Linked DNA regions of Homo sapiens: region 2 is linked to region 1. Evidence: read pairs that join two places in POLR2A ChIA-PET (ENCODE). Cell type or tissue: MCF 10A. All regions are shown on one strand.

Region 1 (8,000 bases):
TTTCCAGTCACATGAGTTTTCTCCAGAGGGATTCAGTCAGTGGGACTGGGCCAGGGTGAACAGCAGGGCTGGCAGGTCAGCAAGTCCAAGAGGCTTCACTCCATCTTCAAGTTGAGTGTTCTCATCGCTAAGATGGCAGCCTTGGATAAGATGACCTTTAATACCCAAGACTTCATGGCAGTGGAAACACTGAGCATTTTCTATTGGTCTGGGTTGGGTTTCGTTCTCCACCAGGCACCGGCACTAGTGCTGGCCTTTGCGGCCCTCAACTCCTTGGCATGTGTGTCCTCAGGGTCAACATTAGCCCCTTGCGCCTGTGGGGAGGATTCATGGAGTGGTGTCAAAGAGTGCCTGGCTTGTTTTCTTCCTTTTCCTTATTCTAGTGGGAATGAAGTTCAGTCCAAGTCAGACATGCCAGAAATTGATTTTTTCTTTACTTTTCTGGTACTGAATTTAATTTCTACTTTGAGCCATCGACCCACTGTTGAGTAGAAATCAATTAATTTGGTTGGTGCCCTTCCTAAGAGTAAGTTCTAAGTTGAGGAAAGTTTATGTGGAGGCCTCTGGGCATGACGCTTGCTGGGGTCTTGTCCTCATCAGGGGCTACTCAGCAGTCGGTGCCCTCCACCTTCCTCTAGCTGAGCACCCACGGCTCATGATTCGATCTTCCCAGTGCAGCCTAAAGCCTCTTCAGGTTCAGCTCTCCTTGGTGTCTTCCACGCTCAGAAGTCTGAGGCATGTGACACAGTGGCTCATGCCTGTAATCCCAGCACTCTGGGAGACTGAGGCGGGTGGGTTGCTTAGGGCCAGGAGTTTGAGACCAGCCTAGGAAATACAGGGAGACCCCATCTCTACAAAAAATAAAAATAAGAAGTTAAAGGCATGGGCTTCAGAGACTGTTTGGATGGGAGGAAGGTCCCACATTTCCCAGCAAAGGCAGGAACTTTGTTTTTGCATCTGAAAACAACAGTGGGCATTAATTAAAAATAGTTTGACTCAGATCGGGCATGGTGGCTCACACCTGTAATCCCAGCACTTCGGGAGGCTGAGGTGGGAGGATTATCTGAGGTCAGGAGTTCAAGACCAGCTTGGCCAACATGGCGAAAACCCATCTCTACTAAAAATACAAAAATTAGCTGGGTTTGGTGGTATGCGCCTGTAATCCCAGCTCCTCAGGAGGCTGAGGCAGGAGAATCACTTGAACCCGGGAGGTGGAGATTGCAGTGAGCCAAGATCGTGCCACTGTACACCAGCCTGGGCGACAGAGCAAGACTCAGTCTCAAAAAATAAATAAATAAATAAATAAAAATAAAAATAGTTTGTCTCATAGGGTTGTTGTGAAAATTAAAGCAGTCAGTACTTAGAGCAATGCCTGGAATACTGTGAGTCTTCTGTAAATGACGTTTATTTTGTCACACTGGAGTCAGGGGAGCTTGTCTGCCCTTCTTCCTGGGCTCCTGGTTCCTTCAGGCTCTACCCAGGAAAGGTGGCTCTTGGGCTTCTGATCTTTTCTCTTCAAAATGATCCGGGGATTCTAGGGATGGAGAGGGCAGGGCTTCCATCTTTAGAGAGGTCTAGCTCCAGAAATCTTCATCCAGACTTGGGGAGAAAGTGCAAGAGAAGAAAGCCTTGCTACTCCTTGTCGTGCATTCTCCGAAAAAAATACATTCAAAAATATCTCCACCAGTCTTTCAAAATGCAAGGCCAATTACTACCCCTTTTCTGTCTGCGTTCTACCATCCTTTGAATGAGCCACAGGTGGGGGTGCCCTGGGTGACTGCATGTGGGTGGCTCAAGGACACAGGGAAATGGAGGGGGAAGCCCTGACTAACAGGTCCAAATGTTAACTTCCATCTGGTTCTCTGTGGGCTAAGAGGAGGCACCTAGTGCTAAGAAGCTGCCAGCAGAAGATGCCCTGGCAGCCTGACCACCCACAAGTCCTGACACTCGGATGGCCGCAGTCCACTCCTCCTGCAGGAGACAGGACCTACTGTGTTAGAGTCTCTGGTGGCAGGTGCTCGGGAGATGGGCATCACCTGTCGTGTAACACCCTTTGCAAAGACCGGGAGACATGGTGAGGATGGCCTGAAAGTCAAGTCAACTTCTATTCCATTTTCTCCTGGGGACGTGCAATGTGCTCTAAGGGCAGCCTAGTGGGTAGGCTACCAATGTTTTGGAAGATAATTCAAACTGAAAACGTTATATTGAAGCACGATGTCATTCTGCCATCTTGTGGCAGTATCATTCTCTGGATTCTGTGGTGATTGTGGTCTGTGGCTGTTAGAGATGTGGACTTACCCTGATGAGGACAAGTGCTTAGCCCTGCATGATGTCTTACTAACTACCATTAGGCTTTCTATGAAGAATGGATTATTTAAATAGGAAATCTATCATTAAGATGAATCTTTGAGGTGTATGAAACTTCAAATATTCATTTAGCAAATATTTATCTTCCTATATGCATGGAGCAATCCTAGGCTCTGGTGAAAAATGTGTAATTATAGTCTCCGTCTTCAATGAGCTTCAATGAGCTAGAGAATAAGGACAGTTTTCACACATACCTGTAATACAAGGCAAAAAGAAATAAATGTGTGTTATATGAGGAGCTCTGGATAAATGGAAAGAAGTTAACAGCACTGGACACTGGGAAGGGTGATGAAGAAAGTGGTGTTTGAGTCCAGGGAGTCACTGAATATCTTTGAGTAAAGGAGGGACATAAGAAAATCTGTGTGGCAGGAAGGTCACTGGGCTACTAGCTACTAGAGCAGTGATCCGCAAACTTTTTGATCAAGCACCTCTAACAAACCAACCAACCAAACCAACTAAGTGAGCATGCAACCAAACCAAAGCATTTTACTTAAGAATATAAACATTTATGGATCTAGCATGTACAAATTAAGATGTATATTAAAATAAAGAGATTAAAGTGATTTAAAAAAATAGTAGCCCAAGTATTTTCTTCTTGCATCCTATTGGATGTCCGGGTCCCCTGACTTTGAAGATTGCTGTTGTAGACCAGTTTGGGCAGGAAAATAGGGAAAAGAGAATCAGAAAGACCCTCGCAGGCCATGATGATAGTGATAGCGCAGACGAGAGATCACCTGGACCCAGGTAAGGTGGAGATGCAGGCAATGTAAGGTAATGGACAGACACTCAGAGACAGAAGTAGAGAATTGCCAGGAGCTTAGGGAGAGGGAACTGTTCAAGGTCATTCTGGGTTTGAGGTTTTGTTTTGTTTTAAAGTCTTACGCTATTGGAAAGATGAGGATTCATTTTAGAGAGAGTACAGGGGTAAAAGGCAGGTTTGTGAAGAAGATGGTGAGTTTGTTTTGTATAAGGTGAGGTTTTTGCACCAGTGAAATCTGTTTGTCTGTCCCCAGAAATCTGGAGATTTAGGACTGGACTCAGAAAAGGAGTCCCGAATGGAGCAGTGTCATCTGATTCAGATGTGATGTCAAACTTCAGGAATGTGTGAGGACACCCAGGGCAAGAGTACAGAGTGAGAAGAAAACAGAGCCAAGGACGAACCCACAAGGACACTGGCATCTAAGCGTGTTGTAGCTCAGGGTTCCTTGAGAAGTAGACTATGAGATAGAAACTTATGAGCAGGAAGTGTATTGGGGAGTGTTCCAGAATCAACAACCGTAAGGAGGGAGGATTGCTGGATTGGGTGGAGAAAGAAGTGGAAGTCTGATGTGGTTTCAACAGAGGCCTCAGCTGATCTCGTGAGGAGCTCTGAAATGAGGAGGGCCCTTCGAGGGATGGCTGTGGTGCGCTGAACTGGGTCCCCTGGTTCCCACCAGCTGGATTCCTGAGTCAGCTGTGTGGATCTCCTCCCAACTCCTCATTCAGTGATGTCAGGTTGATCTTGACATTGGCACAGTGGGAATATTTACACCATGAAAATTGCCCAATATTACAAACCAGGGCTTCCCCCATCCACCAGGAACAACTTGTTAAATATGTACCAGTATACACATTTATGTCCCTAATGAAGAGGGGAACTAAGTCTCTGCATCTTTTCATAAACTGATCATTGGATGCAGGCTGCCCCTGAGGAGAAGATGTTACTTTGGATGGGGTAGCCGCTTTCAGCTGAGGACTGTACCTAGAGAAGAACATAGCTGTGAAGCATAAAACATTTCCTAAATCTGGAGAAATTAGTGTCTTTGAATGTGAAGGGTGAATATGAACAACATACCACAGCATCCACTACAGCCTACCTTTTGCCCAACTGCTTCATATAGTGATTTAATCTCATCTAGAAACAGCTACTTCAGGATCTTAGTTACTCTCTTTTCCTGGGTAAATTTATGACAGTAATATTGGTTGCTATGGTTTGAATGTCCTTCTCCAAACTCATGTTAAAATTTAATTGCCGTTATGACAGTATTAAGAGGTGGGACCTTTAAGGAGCTATTAGGTCATGAGGGCTCTGCCCTCATAAATGGATCAATGCTGTTATTGCAGAAGTGGTTTTGCTATTGCAGGCATTCAGCCCTCTTCCTCTTTTTCTTTACACTCACTCACCCTCCCACTTTCTGCCATGGGGTGACACAGAAGGCCCTCACCAAATGTGGGCCACTTGACCTTGGACTTCCCAGCTTCCAGAACTGTGAGAAATAAATCTCTGCTCCTTATAAATTACCTAGTCTGTGGTATTCCATTATACCAGCAGAAAACAAAACAAAAAGAAAATTGGTACCAGGAGTGGGGTTGTTGCTGTAACAAATATCTGAAAAGTGGAAGTGGCTTTGGAACTGGATAATGGGTAGAGGCTGGAAGAATTGGGAGGAGAAGGCTAGAAAAAGCCTACAATGCCATTAATGGCAAATCTGGTGAGGGCGCAGAAGAAGACCCCAGAACTACAGACAGCCTAAATCTTAGAGATTACTTAAGTGATTGTGATCAGAATGTTGGTATAAACAAGGATAGTAAAGGCCATTCTGATATCTCAGATGGTATTGGGAACTGGAGTAAAGGCCATCCCTGTTATATGGTTGCAAAGAACTTTGCAGGATTATGTTCTTGTCCTAGGACTTTATGGAATACAGAATGTAAGAGTAATGAGCTAAGATATTTGGTAGAAGAAACTTCTAAGCAACAGAGAATCAGGCTGCTGTGTAGCTACTTTTAAACACATCCAGTGAGATGTGAGAGGCCAGAAATGACTTAAAGACAGACTTTTGTAATGAAAAGAAAAGAAGAATGGAAAGATTTCAGAAATTTGCAGCCTGGCTATGTGAAGAGTAGAAAGGTGTGTTTGGGAGAGCAAATCAAGGGTATGGTCAAGCAATTGTTTGCTTAAGAGATTAGTATGAACAGGAAGGAAGCCAGGTGCTATTCATCAATACAATGGGAGAAATACCTCAAAGGCATTTCAAAGATCTTTGAGGTTGTCCCTCCCATCACAGGCCTAGGGCATCTAGGAGGGCAGAATGGTTTCAGAGGACAGGCCAGGGCACTGTCCATGGGTTCACTGGCCAGGGCCACTTCAGGACTCTGCTCTCTGCATTCCAATATAATACCCCTCATCTGTCCCAGCTGTGGCTCAAGCAGGCTCAGGTGCAGCTTGGACTCCACAAGGTGCAAGCAGTAAACCTTGGTGGCATTCACATGGTGTTAAGTCTGCAGGCTTACAGAAGAAAGAGATATGGGAACATAGCAACCTTCACTTAGGTTTCAAAGAATGTTCAGACAACATGGGGGCCCAGGCAGAAACTTGTTTCAGGGGTAGAGCTACCACAGAGATTTCCTACTAAGGCAATGCCTAGTGAAGCCATTGGAACAAGGCCAGCCCTGAGAGTCCTCACAAGGGTAATGCCTGATGGGAATGGCATCACCATTGAGACTCCAGAACTGTAGCTACCAGTGTGCGACACCAGCCTGGGAGAGCTGCAGTCATGAGACTCCAACCTGAGAGAGCCGAAGTGTAGACTGAGCCCAGCAAAGCCATGTGGGTGAGGCTGCCTGAGGCCTTAGGGGCTCAATCTCTCACCCAGTGTGCTCTCTGTCTTGCATGCTCATTCACCCTTTCATCTTCTGCTATTAGGTGATACAGCAAGAAGGCCTTCACCAGATGCTGACACCTTGATTTGGGATTGCCCTAATGTAGCATTCCCAGCCTCGAGAACTGTAAGAAATGAATTTCTTTTCTTTATAAATTACCCAGTCTGTGGTATTCTGTTATAGCAGCATAAAACAGTCCAAGACATTAGTCTCCTTTGCTGCAGGTGAGGCCACAATCACTATTCATCATCTCTCTCCTTTAGTAGCTATTCTAGATCTCCCTCCCACTCAGCCAGCACCTGTGCTGGTCTGGTAACCTTACATGACCCTGGTAGGGTGATCTAAACCCTCATCTCTAGGGGTTGGAAATCTTGGTAATCATGCCCTTCTCAGGCTGTGGCTGCTGCATCATGTCTAATCGCTATTAGAATTGGGCAAAGAAATACCAAGAGACACCCTCATGAACTGCCAGTGTACAAATATGTTCTTCCACGACCCCGACGTGTGAGGGCAGACCCTGCTGCTGGTCTGATGAATCCTTTCCTTTGCAGCTGCTCTCTTGGCACCAAGAGACATGATGGCAGCTGTGGCCCCAGTGAAAGCGTTCCTTTTCTGGGAGCCAGGGCCTCTCACCCCACAAATACAGAATCCTCCTGGAGTTCATTCATCCAAACTTTAGGAAGTGTGTTCCATGCACAGTGCTCTTCAGGCTACGAGAAAATGAGCCTGGGTTCTGTTTGGCGGGAGGTGAACCATTAGGAACCATTGGACTCAGAACAGAACCCATTGAAATATGCCCCAAAGTGTTGCCTGTGGTGAGTGGAGATTCTCTTCTCTCACTAACTAAGAAGACTAAGAGAAGAGAAGCCTGAAAAATGTGATTTCTTCTGTCTCAGCAGGGCCTGGTCGGGAGTCACTGGGCCCCCTCTAGAATTAACATCACTGCATGTAAACATTAGGGACAGTATTTTTTTTTTAAATCCTGCCTAGGTATAATGTTTTCTTTTCCATTAGTAAGTAAAGCATATTCTCTTAAGTAAGCTATGCCATGGATAATATGGAATTTTTGTTATAAGCCTTTCCCATTCATCATACTCCCCAACACTGTTTTAGATCTTCCAGTCCTGGTTTTCGGATAATTCCAGGTGCACTATCTCAGAGGTATAAAAATTCCCAAAATGAAATTAATTTTAATTCATTTAAAATGCCACACCACACAGCTATTAAGGATGGAGAAGATTAGAGAGGAAAGAGGAAAATTATCTGCACAAACCAGAGAAAGATGCCATCATTCCCAAAATACTGGGAATGATAACACACTGCTTTGTAGTCCCTAATTGCAATTTCCCAGGGGGTGCTATTTTTAACTCTGTGGCTGAATTGTTGATTCTTTAATGCTTCTCCTGACTTTCCATGGTGTTTACCACAACTAAGGAATGGTAAGGGGCTGGCGAATAACAAATGATGAATGGAATCACTTGATTCTTACCTGAGAAAAGGTCACAGAGAACTTCCTATATGAACTTGATTTTCAGCTCTGTGATGAATAGGCCACGATAGATTATCCTACAGTATGACCCAATCTTGATGTTAGGCCATGTAACAAATGTCTAATCTAAAAATTTCCTCCTGGCATTTATCTCTCATTTCTCTCTCTGTGCTTAGGAAAAGTGGAAAATAATCACTCATTGGAAATTATCTTCTCATTCATTGATTTATTAACTATTTCAATGAATTCCTCATACATGTATTACGCTAGGCATTTGCATATAATCTCGTGAATCAAACATATAAATAAACAAGTAACTATAAAGTGTGAAATGCTATAAACTTAAGAAAAAAAAAAAGAATGTTGAGATAAAGAATGAGATGTGCCCAGAATAACTATTTAACCCAATTGCAACTGACCTCACCAAATCTGAGAAGGAGCTGGTATGGGAAATACCATTTTTTCTAGAAGAAACTGTACACACATAAACCCCAAGGTAGGA
Region 2 (8,000 bases), 64 kb before region 1:
GGTAAGGGGAGTGGGGAACAAACCATTCTGGAGGAACAGATTGAGGACAGAGTCCTAGCACCTCTCTAGTCGAGGGAAACCTGGAAGAATGAAAGTCTTTGTGAGAACGCAAAGATTTTCCAAGTTATTCTATCTTCTCACCATTGGACCCCGAAGGCTCTCCCCTGCCCCAGCCTGCACTGCTCAATATAATCATCCACTGCAGTCACAGGGGAAAATGAGGCTGCAATTCACCCAGAATGGAAAGATCAGCTGCATATTTCCAGACCAATTTTTTCCACTGACAGTGACTCGATAAATAACCACAGGCTGGGAGAAGGAGAAGACCGTGTGGATGAGAGCTGGGTGGGGCATGTACTCTGGTTGTCCTTCCACCCTTCAAAGAATTACAGGCTGGCCAGCAAGACTCAGCCTCCAGCCATCCCTCATCCTACTGATTGTCTCTAAGGTCAACTTGTTGTCTACAGTGCAGTGAGGCACTCCCCTGTGCCTCAGACCCCACCCAGCTCTAACGTCCACCTTGTGGAGTGGACAACCCTCTACTGCAGGATCCTCTAGAACACAGCAGGAAACTTGCACATCTTTGGACTAATGAGGCACACAGGGAAAACCCTGATTCCTGCTGGAGGGGCACAAAATAGAGCAGCTCTGTTATTATTCAATGTATATGCTTTTAAAATTATTAATTTTTTAAAATTTTAGATTCAGGGGATACATGTGCAGGTTGGTTACATAGATATATTGCATAATGGTGAGGTTTAGGCTTGTAGTATACCTATCACCCAATCAGTGAACATTGTACCCAATAGGTAATTTTTCAACGCTCACCCCCTCCCACCCTCCATTGATATACTGATTACACGTTTTTGATCTAGCAAAGCTATCCACTAAAAACACTTAGAGACTAATAATGTTATACCTAAGTTTTCCACTCTCTTACTCTTTTCTGGACTTTTTTTATGGATATAAAATGTGTATACAGAAATATTAACAGACTTTAAGGGTACAGGTCAATGACTGCTGATATAAGTAGATACCTGTATAACCACCACCTTACTCAAAATAACAGGAGCAGACATTTTTAAAAGGATGACAACAGAGAACTGTTTCTTTTCTTTCTTTGCAAATCATTTCTTCCCCCAGTCACCATCCCTCAACATACATGAGAGATTTTTGAATAATGTTGGAATGCTTCTGGTTGCCTTGGACACATGCCAGCAGTGGGCTGGTTTGGGGTCTGGGAGGGTACTGGTGGTCAGGGAGACCACTCGGGGCTCACAGGACACCCACTATTGCCTGGGGCTCATTCCCCAGAGCTGCCTAAGCACGGTCTCAAGAACATGTTCCAATGCCATCCCAGTGTGCAGCAGGCCAACACAATTCAGCTTTGTAAGGCACCTGTTACAGGTTGAACTGTGTCCCCTAAAAAGATACGCTGAAGTCCCAACCTCCAGTACCACAGAATGTGGCTTTATTTGGAAGTTGTTGCAGGTGCAATTAGTTAAGATGAGGTCATACTGGAGTAGAATGAACTCATATTGAATGAATCCAGTGTGACCGATGTCCTTATAAGAAGATGGTCATGTGATGACAATGACATGACCACAAAGGCAGAGACTGTGCAAGCCAAAGAGTGCCAAGGATGGACAGCCAGCCACCCCAGAAACTGGGAAGAAGCAAGGAAGGGCTCCACCTAGTCTCAGAAGGACCAACGTTCTGGTGACACCTGGATTTAGGATTTCCAGCCTCCAGAACAATGAGAGCATACATTTCTGCTGTTTAAACCACCCAGGGCGTGGGGCCCTTTTGCCACAGCCCTAGGTGATCTGGTAGAGCAACGTACTGCACAGCGAGCACCACACAACTACAATGTCTCACCCTCCATTTTCTCCATCCCATGCCACCAAGGTGACTTTATTGAGTCCTATTCTTTAGTTTGTATTATGAGAACAACTGACTGACTTATTGAAGATATAGATAGAATTTCAAATTACATATCCTATGGGCCACACTGGTATGTCCCACGATAGCTGTAGAACCAACAATGCAATTATGGCTAAGATTTATCCACACTTACTAGGAGTCCTTCTTGCATCATCCCATTTAATTATCCCAACAGCCTTTATTAGGTGGATACGTCATTGTCCCCATTTTACAGACAAAGAAGCTGAGGCTTTGCAAAGGGAAGTAACTTGCTCAAGGTCAACAGCGGAGAAGTGGATTGCTGTTTGGACACACAGTGCCACGTGTGGTGTTAGGTGGGCTGATCTCCCCCCAGCTCCACCAAGAATCACTGTGCAAGTGTGGATGAGCCTCCTTCACAGCAACTCAAGGTGTGAAGGTCCTGTCGGAGGTGGACATGGGGAACGTACAACCTTGCTGCATCTTGGGGTATAACAAGAATGAGCAAGTCCATTTCCTGAGTGTGGTGTTTAAAGCCCCACCTCCTGGTAAAGGCAGTCAGTCGGTCCTTCTGGCTCCAAGGCTCCTTGTTGTGCCAATGAAGAGAGAACCTCAAGGTTGGCCTCTGGTAAAGCAGCTGCCAGGGAGGGCCCACCTCCCCCGGGAAGCAGAGAGTGTGCTGGCATGGTATCCTGTCGGGACTGCACGCCCAGGGCAGAAGCACACAGCGTTGCAGGGTTTATGCCTGTGGAATCGCTTGGGAAAGGTCTCCAATCTTAGAACTATCCTATTCTAGAGCTTTCTAGAATATTCAGCTCAGCTTATGCCTTTTACAATCCCAGGGCATCAGAACTATTTAAGGGATTTGCATGTAACTTGGATGAATTGTGCTATGAATCTGGGTTAGTGTGGCTTCACCTATGTCAACAAGTCTGTGCCCTCTGACTCTGACCTCTCCCCAGGGATTCCGGGGATTCCCTGATGGCGAAGATATACTTCCATGGGGCCACTCATTTTTTGCCCTGTGCATAGGAGTCTTCTGCTTTTCCCATTATCCCCATTATCCACTCCTTTCCTGTCAGCACTTAGGAACCCAACCCTCACCTCCACTTCACTATGGAAGAGAGGCCAGGTATTAGTCTGTTCTCACACCACTATAAAGAAATGTCTGGGCTGTGCGCGGTAGCTCACGCCTGTAAACTCAGCATTTTGGGAGGCCAAGGTGGGTGGATCACGAGGTCAGGAGATCAAGACCATCCTGGCTAACACGGTGAAACCTTGTCTCTACTAAAAATACAAAAAATTAGCCAGGTGTGGTGGTGGGCGCCTGTAGTCCCAGCTACTTGGGAGGCTGAGGCAGGAGAATGGCGTGAACCCAGGAGGCGGAGCTTGTAGTGAGCTGAGATCGCGCCACTGCGCTCCAGCCTGGGCAACAGAGCGAGAATCCGTCTCAAAAAAAAAAAAAAAAAAAAAAAAAGAAATGTCTGAGAATGGGTAATTTGCAAGAAAAGAGGTTTAATTGGCTCATGGTTCTGCAGGCTGTACAGGAAGCATGGCAGCATCAGCTTCCGGGGAGGCCTCAGGAAACTTACAGTCATGGCAGAAGGCAAATGGGGAGCAGGTGTCTCACATGGCCAGAGCAGGAGGAAGAGAGTGGTGGGGAAGGTACTACACATGTTTAGACAATGGGATCTCACAAGAACTCACTGTTTTTTTATTATTATTATTATTATTATTATTATTATTATTATACTTTAAGTTTTAGGGTACATGTGCACAACGTGTAGGCTTGTTACATATGTATACATGTGCCATGTTGGTGTGCTGCACCCATTAACTCATCATTTAGCATTAGGTATATCTCCTACTGCTATCCCTCCCCCCTCCCCCCACCCCACAACAGTCCCCGGTGTGTGATGAAGAACTCACTGTTGTGATGACAGAACCAAGGGGGATGGTGTTAAACCATGAGAAACCGCCCCTGTGAGCTAATCGCCTCCCACCGGGCCCCACTTCCAACATTGGGGATTACAATTAGCCAGGAGATTAGGGCGGGGACATGGATCCAGACCACATCAGGCCATATAAGGGCTGGTGTCTTCTGGCTCAGAGTTCGTGGCCTGAAGTGGCTTCTAGATGCCCACAATCAACCGTTAATGTTCCTTATCAGCAGAGCACGGTGGAGAACACAGAAAATCCCTTAGTCTCATTTTGGCCAATCGTACAGGCTGCTTCTCTAGCACATTCTCATAAGAACGCGAGTATGATGAGCTTGCCCCATGCTGGTCCTCTTGTGTTCCCTTTCTGTGGCGGTAGGTCTGTGGAAATGAAGAAAGAGAAGCATGGGAGGAACAGGTCTTCTGTGCGGAGACCACACACTGTGTGGGTGAGCCTGAGCCGTGGGAAGGTGACTGTATTTTCCTCTTTCCCCTGAGCAATGCTTAAAGTTGGGACAAAATTAAGAAGGTCTATTTTATTTATTTTGCTGTATTGTGTGGGCTGGACACATTTTTGTTTTAGTCTACTATAATTTTTTTTAAATTTTAGAAACAGCATCTCTCTCTGTCACCCAGGCTGGAGTGCAGTGGTAGAATCGTGGCTCACTGCAACCTTGACCTCCTGGGCTTAAGTGATCCTCCCACCTCAGCCTCTTGAGTCCCTGGGAGAACAAGCATAAGTCCCCGTACGTGGCGCCTGTAATTTTTATTATTAAACATTGGGTATTTGAATAGCTCTTAAGTAGCTAACAGTTGCCAGAAATCATTAAGCTGTGATTTTCCTCATTGCAGATGCCGAGTGCACCTCATTAGAGCAATGTATGGGCACTGACTTACCAATAATGAGCCCAGCAGATGGTGTGGAATGTGGGTGATGTGCAGGCTGTTTTCAGATACATGAAGCAAGGCTAGTTGGATACATTTTTACCTTTGTAATCTGCCACCAAAATCATTTAGTAAGTACATTTTATGATGCACAGAATACCGTGATAAGGTATCCTGGCTTTACAAAAACAAGTTAGCAAGTCCTTACTCTCTCAAATATGACAAGCAGTAATGACAAAGATGTCCCAAGCATCCTCTAAACGTATGTAAGTTATTAGTATTCTACCATGCTATATTCAGGAAAAGGTTTGCTAAATGCTAGTTATGATCAACAGAGACAGATTGCTTCAGCAAAATGTCAGCGAAGGGCTCTAGTCAATTTACTCAGTTACAGATGTTTGTTAAATCACTTAGCCGTGGCAGGCATGGTGGCTCACCGTGTAATCCCACCACTTTGGGAGATTGAGGTAGGAAGATTGCTTGAGACCAGCCTGGGCAACATAGTGAGACCCCGTCTCTATAAAAAAAATATATACATACATACATATATATATATATATATATGTACATATTAGCCAGGCATGGTGGCATGCTTGTCGTCCCAGCTACTCAGGAGGCTGAGGTGGGAGGATCACCTGAGCCCAGGAAATCGAGGCTTTGGTGAGCCGTGTTCATGCCACTGCACTCCAGCATAGGCGACAGAGTTAGACCCTGTCTCCAAACAACAACAACAACAACAACAACAACAACAACACAGAACAGTGTTCAGCCCCTACTGTGTTCTCAGGCACACAAGGAAGGATTGATGTCGTTCATTTCCCATATGACTTACATACAGTCTAACTGAAGGAACTAGACTAACATTCAAGAAATAATGATAACCAGCATTTAAAATTGTGGTAACGATTCTAAACATAATTGATTTATTCAACTTACTGTTAGGCTCAGCCAATACTAGATGAGTTAGGCATGACTCTTGCCTCAAAGAGCTATTTTTAATCAGGTAAACAGACACATAATAAAGTAACTCTAATAGAATTTAGCAACTGCTGGCAGTGAGCCGAGATCGCGCCACTGCACTCCAGCCTGGGCGACAGAGCAAGACTCTTGTCTCAAAAAAAAAAAAAAAAAAAAAAAAAAGAAGAATTTAGCAAGTGCTATTGAGAATTTAGAGGGCTCCTTTCTTCAGGAATTCAGAGTCACTGCTATTTTGTTAGCTATTTGTAGTATTCCCAATATACAAGTTATTATCGTTTAGAGGTGACTTTTTTTTCAGTATCCTTGAGGATATTATTGGTGAAAAAACATTGCCAAAATCTATAGTTACTGACAGAAAAAGGATGATACAAATTTATGGTGCCCAGATTTGACCTCTGACTAAATAATTTTGAGTATTTTTCTTTTAGGTAGCCATATGGTACCTTTGCAAAGACAGGTCAAATACATATCTTCAGGCTTCTTAGCAGGAAAAGAGAAACAAACATTCCACCTACCCAATTTATAGTTTTCTATCAATACAAACAGATTGGCTGCTGCTCAGAAGAAACTCAGCTACTCCAGATGTAGAAATCTCAAAAAGGAAACTTTGTAGGTATAGTGGGAAGGGTGTTAGCCAACCTTCATGAGCACAATTTTGATCTTTTTGTGTGTCTCTTTTGTAGAGCCCTGAAATGCTAGCTGATGAATATCTCCAAAGGATAATTGAGATGGTACAGTTCCATGAAGGGCCAAGTATGCAGGGCTAAACCCGGGGTAATATTTAGAACAGCTAGAGGAGTGGATAGATTCCATGATCCAAGGCAATACTCCAAAAATACTCTTTCTCACAACTGGATTTTTTTTTCAAGATGTTTGGGTAAGAAAGAGCACAGGATTATAATCTAGGTAAGGAATTAGAAGGCAAAGTGTCTGTATAGCAGATTACGTGCCGATTCAGAGGACAAGAAAACATTTCATTTATTTTAAAAATCGCATCACCATCCCAATGCTCATGTCTGCATGGATGGCCACCTGACTATGGCCCAGGAAGGCCCCGGGAATTCTTTCACCTTGCATACCAGCTAGTGTTAGTAATATCTGTAGTAGCAACATGTATGAATGCCTGCCTCTTAGCACCCTTACCAGCACTGAATATTTTAATTTTTAAGTGTTTGCCAACCCAGTGGGTGAAAAAGGGAAACATATTTTTTAAGTGTGCATTTCTTTAGCTAATAATGAGGTTGGTTATTTTCCATGTGCTTTGACCATTTTTCTATTTGGAGTCTTACTGTCTTTTTCTTATCAATTTGCATGGGCTCTCTATATATTCAACATGTTCATCCCTATTAACCTGGATCTTGAGCCACTCCTTAGTGGAAATATAAAGTGGCCAGCAGAATCCAGGACCAGTTTTGGAAAGCATGGTGGGTCTAGTTGGTTTAAAGTACTGTAATGTGGCCGGGCGTGATGGCTCACACCTGTAATCCGAGCACTTTGGAAGGCTGAGGTTGGCAGATCACCTGAGGCCAGGAGTTCGAGACCAGCCTGGCCAATATGGTGAAACCCTGTCTCTACAAAAAATACAAAAATTAGCTGGGTGTGGTGGTGCATGCCTGTAGTCCCAGATACTCAGGAGGCTGAGGCTGAGGCAGGAGAATCGCTTGAACTCAGGAGGCGGAGGTTGCAGTGAGCTGAGGTCACGCCACTGCTCTCCAGCCTGGGCAACAGAGCAAGACTCCGTATCAAAAAAAAAAAAAAAAAAAAAAAAGGTACCATAATGCTATGATGCTTTAGGCTGGTATCAAAACCCTTTACTTGTAATTCATTTTTAAACCTATCCTTACTCCCCAAAAGACTAGCAGCAAACAATGTAAGCTGCTTTAGTAATAATTTTGGTGTGAGGCAGTGGCGGAGAAGAAATGGGGGCCATAAAACAACATGTAACTTTAGCACATAATTTGAAATTATTAAAAAATGAATTCAGAATTCCATTTCCTTTCATAGTTTGCAAAGAAGGCATTTCAGTTTGACATTATATAAGTATATGCTTCTGTATGCGTGTGTCTATGTGTATTTTGTGGTTTTGTAACAAATCACTTTCCTTAGCCACTAAGGGAAAACAAAGTGTGAAGATTTCAATGACTAAGCTCAGCTATAATACTTGTTTTAAATTAAGAAATACTTTTATTGAGGTATGAAATTTACATATAGTGAAATGCACAAATCTTAGTTATTGAGTTTGGTGAGTTTTGATAAATGCATACATCTACATCGGCCATACCTCCAAGATATAGGATG

The links. ChIA-PET counts read pairs that join two places held together with the same protein. Peaks named below come from ENCODE experiments on the same cell type or tissue, not always from the same donor. Only the 100,000 strongest peaks of a DNase experiment are listed, where the experiment ranks them.
Region 2: POLR2A ChIA-PET joins it to region 1 with 8 read pairs; 5 of 35 experiments call an interaction of 5 or more read pairs at or near these places.

What each region holds. Positions count from the first base shown.
Region 1 is chr6:159,939,676-159,947,675 of GRCh38, forward strand. No RefSeq gene overlaps it. Among named protein-coding and RNA genes, the nearest start is that of IGF2R, 25 kb to the right of the region's middle. RefSeq lists an enhancer at 2,093-2,212. In MCF 10A, a CTCF peak has its summit at 2,264 (motif pointing left); DNase peaks (open chromatin) are centred at 2,226 and 3,666.
Region 2 is chr6:159,876,063-159,884,062 of GRCh38, forward strand. No RefSeq gene overlaps it. Among named protein-coding and RNA genes, the nearest start is that of MAS1, 11 kb to the right of the region's middle. In MCF 10A, no CTCF peak of the experiment used is centred here; no DNase peak of the experiment used is centred here.